Regions from separate parts of the Homo sapiens genome. Here region 2 is linked to region 1. The links are chromatin loops, found by intact Hi-C in ENCODE. Cell type or tissue: OCI-LY7. All regions are shown on one strand.

Region 1 (2,500 bases):
TGGTGTGCACAAGTAGTGCCAGCTACTCGGGAGGCTGAGCGGGGAGGATCACATGAGCCCAGAAGGTTAAGGCTACAGTGAGCTGTGATCGTGCCACTGCACACCAGCGTGGGCAACAGAGCAAGACCCTGTCTTAAAAAAAAAATTAGATGAAATTATTTTTAAATAATATATTTATTTAATTCAACATATTCCAAATATTACGCTTCAATATATAATCAATATAAAAAGATATTTTATATATTTTTTAATGCTAAGACTTTGAAATCCACTAAGTGTTTTGTACTTACAGCACATCTCAATTGAGACTGGCCACTTTCCAAATGCGTAGTAGCCACCTGTGGCTAGTGGCTACTGTACTGGATAGCACAGGTCTAACATCTGTCTCTGATTCCCACAGAATGACCCTCTAACTGCACAAAGCTCCTTTCTGGCAGTCGCACAGATGGACTCAAGATGGAAAAGCTCTTCATGCCTTACAGCTAATCCTGTTTTACGGAAGAGCTGCAGATGAAACAATGTTGACTATAAGGGTGAAGTAATTTTCTACAGTTTGACTCATATTCCCATGTCCCACACCCCTTCTCTGGAAACTCTAACGTCAATGCTGTGAGACTAGAACTGGATTTGTTTGTTTTTCGAATTCTGTAAGTCTTAGAGGAATATGGTACCACTCAATAGTGTTAGAGTGTATTGTTGTTTACTTAAGAATCTTTCTAGACGGGCGGCGGCTCATGCCTATAATCCCAGCACTTTGGGAAGCTGAGGCAGGCAGATCACGTGAGGTCAGGAGTTCGAGACCAGCCTGGCCAACATGGTAAAACCCGTCTCTACTAAAAATACAAAAAAGTAGCTGGGTGTGATGGTGCGCACCTCTAATCCCAGCTACTCGGGAAGCTGAGGCGGGAGAACTGCTTGAACCCGGGAAGCGGAGGTTGCAGTGAGCGGAGATAGCGCCACTGCACTCCAGCCTGGGTAACAGAGCGAGACTCCGTATGAAAAAAAAAAAGAATCTTTCTAGATCTCGGAGGCTGAATTATACTGCCAGGACCAAGAAAAATGGCCTCCACGTTCCCTTTCTTCTAGTTTACCGTTGTCTCCTCTGGGAGATTACCCCTAAGAGAGAAAGGAGGAGAAAAAAGGTCCTGTGTTGGATCCTTTCTTTCCCATGCATATTGATGGCGTACCAGCAGGTGGCAGTGTAACACCTTGCATGATACATTTCAGGCCCATGTTTTTTGCTGAGAAAAGCAGTGGTCAACGTTTGGTCTTTGCTTGGAGTTTATGAGACAATTATAGGATTGTGGTGAAGACAGCGCAGTTAAGGCTGAGGTGGGTATTGCAATATAAATCTCTGTCTTCACTTTTAACATATTTCAAACTGTTTTTTGGATTGCTTTTTCACATTTAGTTTTTCAGCTCAAAAGAATCATAGAATTAAAAAAGACATGAAATAATGTACATTTCCAGTTATTATTAAATGTTCCTTACTTTTCTCCTCTTTCTTCCATGCCATTAGCTCTCTGACAAGCATAACTTATGTAGTTGAGTGTTACTGAGGAACACTTGGTTTGCAAAATATGAAACTTTTGTTGAGCAACATTTATGACAGGCAAGGTTTAGAATTTCATGCTATAAGCCTATGGCTTCTTCATTTTCCATAATTAAATAACTTCTGAGAATGTGACTTCTCAGAAGGATGCATGAGAATTAAAACCAGCAGCTCTCAAAGATCAGATATCCACAGTTAAGAAAAACCCTTGAAATAAACACTTACATGGGTCAGTTTTTCCTTCTGACAAACATTGGCTTATTTCAACCTAATAGAATAATTAGATAATATCTAGCTTATTATAGGATTGTAATAGATTATTATTTTTGGCAAAACGACATCAGATAATATACACATGCTTCTTTAAGAGTTTTTAAAATAAAAAAATTGTAGAAATTAGTAAGTAAAAACTAGGCGCTTTCAATACAAATGTCAAAAAATGAAGGATTCTGATTTGTATTTGTTAGAGTCACTCATTAACGTCTCATGTATTTAATACATTAAATATTTGCTGGGTGTTTATTCTGGGATGAGCATGAGGGGACGTTGGTCTTTTTCCTGTCTCTGGACTGGGCTTTACACCATCGATTCCCCTTGTTCTCAGGCGTTCAGACTCAGTTTGGAAATACACAAGAGCTTTCTTGGGTCTTCAGTTTACAAACGGCTGACTTCTTAGCCTCTATAAGATCATGAGCCAATTCCTCATAATAAATCTCCTTCTTTCTGTCTCTGCCTATATCTATCTACGATTGGCTCTATTTCTCTGGAGAACCCTAATACAACCAGACACAAAAGGACAAATATTGTATGATTCTACTTATATGAGGTACTTAAGAGTAGGCAAATTCATAGAAACAAAAAGTAGACTAAAGGCTAGGCATGGTGGCTCATGCCTGTAATCCCAGCACTTTGGGAGGCTGAGTTGGGCAGATTGCTTGGGCTAATGAG
Region 2 (2,500 bases), 820 kb after region 1:
GCTGTGCATGTGTGATGGCAGAGGATATATGGGAATTCTGTTCTTCCTGATCAATTTTGCTGTAAACAAGAAACTACTCTAAAAACAGTCTATTTGTGAAAAAGTACAGAATGGAATTAATCACTCTAGGAGAAAAATTAAGAAAATAGAAACAACAACAATAAAAATGTAGACTATCACTAGAACCAAGATTTTTGAAGTGGTAAGTGTGATCAATAATGTTAGCAGAGGCCAGGCACGGTGGCTCATGCCTGTAATCCCAGCACTTTGGGAGGCGAGGCAGGCGGATCAGTAGGTCAAGAGATTGAGACCATCCTGGCCAACATGGTGAAACCCTGTCTCGACTAAAAACACAAAAATTAGCTGGGAGTGGTGGCGCACACCTGTAGTCCCAGCTACTCGGGAGGCTGAGGCAGGAGAACCGCTTGAACCCGGGAGGCAGAGGTGGCAGTGAGCTGAGATCGCGCCACTGCACTGCAGCCTGGTGAAAGAGCAAGACTCCGTCTCAAAAAAAAAAAAAAAAAAAGAATGTTAGCAGAAAAAGGGCTTCTGAACGTTCTAAAAATGACTTTAACATTACAGACATATACTTAGATCAAGTATGTCTATCATTACTCATCCAGAATAGCGTAATTTAAGCAAAGAAAGGCAGAGAAAGAGGGACAGTGCCAGGTTCTGATGAAGAATACAATGAAAGGATTGTCTTATAATTTGAAACATTTGGAGAAGGAAGCCTATTAGAATTAAATGTATTCAATATATTAGAGTCAAAATCATCAAACAATTTAGTTTTAAAAGTTTGATGGAAAATGAAGCGCAATTTTAAATTCTTTATTTTAACTGAGTGCTTCCAGAAAACAGTTTTCTCTCTCACAAAAGGAAACACAGTATAATCTCTAAAATGGTTTTAAAGGAAAAATATAAAAATATATAAATAAGTAATCTTAAAACCCTAAATTGGCTCAGTTTTATAAAACACTGGTAGCATCCTCATTTTATCTGTAATGCCTCTACTCAACCCCCTAAAACTTCTCTATAAAAAGATAAATGTATGCTATAGAAAGGAAGCAATTCTCTCCTCCAAAATTGCAAGATCGGTTATGCTTCCATGTCCTCCACCTCCAGCTAAGTCAATCTCTGTGGCTGCTAAACTATAATTTGGCCCCAGGACTGCTGTGAAATCTGTCTGTTGACCAGTATAAGCAGTCCATCTTACAACAGGAAGGCCCAGATATAATCAAAAGGTGATTTGTTGCTGAATTTTCTCAAAAAGAAAATAAAAGAAACAAAGTCACAGAGGAAACCTGGCCAAAGAAAGTACAGCCTGTGAAAATTCTCAGCTGGACAGTGCCTAAGGCGTCTTTGAACTTGACCTTCACCACAGGGTCTCTCATGTTACTGAGGAGCTGCTGCCACCTCATGGAGAACTGAGAGATCTCATTTTCCAAGCGCGTGGGTTTCTAATAGCCAAATGATCTTTGTCAAAATAAAGGTAATGCAATGAAGCAAAGAAAGTCTTTTCAACAAATGTTGCTGGAACAATTGGAAATTCACATGCAAAAGAAAACCAATCTAGATAGACAAAACAATCATTTTCTAGGTGCATGGATTCCGGAATCACTCATTTATATCTTGCCTTTTCTCTTTTGTTGGACTATTAAAAAGAAAGCATAACAACCACATGAATCTCACATAGACAAGCCCATTCTCGTTGGGCGCAATTCTCCTAATTCAATTTTTGATAACCATAGTATTATATAGCACATGCATATGAAATAAATATCATCTCATTTTGAGTGATTACTGCGTGGATTTAGATCTATCATCAGTCAAATTATGTTCCACAAACTGACTGCAGAGAAATAACCTAACACCGACAGGCTACAATTCTGCCCTGAATGTACACTTTACAAAGCTAATAGCTAAATTGCAAAATTTAGAGAATAACAAAATTTAAAAGGGTCTTGATGCTCCTTTTCCACCTTCCCTGCAACATCCTCACTGAAAATCAAAAGATCTTTCCTTCTTGTTTTTTGTATTATTGTCTCTCAACTTTTTTTTGTTTTGTTTGTTTGTTTGAGACGGTGTATCGCTCTGTCGCCCAGGCGGGAGTGCAGTGGCGCGATCTCAGGTCACCGCAACCTCCGCTTCCCGAGTTCAAGCGATTCTCCTGCCTCAGCCTCCGGAGTAGCTGGGACTACAGGCGCACGCCACTACGCCCGGCTAATTTTTGTATTTTTAGTAGAGACGGGGTTTCGCCATGTTGGCCAGGCTGGTCTCAAACTCCTGACCTCAAGGATCTGCCCGCGTCGGCCTCCCAAAGTGCAGGATTACAGGGGTGAGCCACCACGCTCCGCCGTCTCTCAACTTTCAAGTTCTATCTTAAGCCACGTGACCCGAGCAATAGAAATGGGCAAGTATTTCTAGCTTGGTGCAGTGTTTCATGCCTGTAATACCAACACTTGAGAAGTCCAAGGTGGGAGAATCCCTTAAGGCTGGG

The links. Hi-C counts contacts between places; a loop is a spot of excess contacts. Peaks named below come from ENCODE experiments on the same cell type or tissue, not always from the same donor. Only the 100,000 strongest peaks of a DNase experiment are listed, where the experiment ranks them.
Region 2: a loop joins it to region 1, with 9 times the contacts of the local background. A loop is called at or near these places in 31 of 110 quality-filtered maps.

Annotation. Positions count from the first base shown.
Region 1 is chr10:28,380,757-28,383,256 of GRCh38, reverse strand. No RefSeq gene overlaps it. Among named protein-coding and RNA genes, the nearest start is that of MPP7-DT, 79 kb to the right of the region's middle. In OCI-LY7, a CTCF peak has its summit at 1,212 (motif pointing right); a DNase peak (open chromatin) is centred at 1,246.
Region 2 is chr10:27,557,623-27,560,122 of GRCh38, reverse strand. No RefSeq gene overlaps it. Among named protein-coding and RNA genes, the nearest start is that of LINC02680, 7.3 kb to the left of the region's middle. In OCI-LY7, CTCF peaks have their summits at 1,201 and 1,402 (motif pointing left); a DNase peak (open chromatin) is centred at 1,402.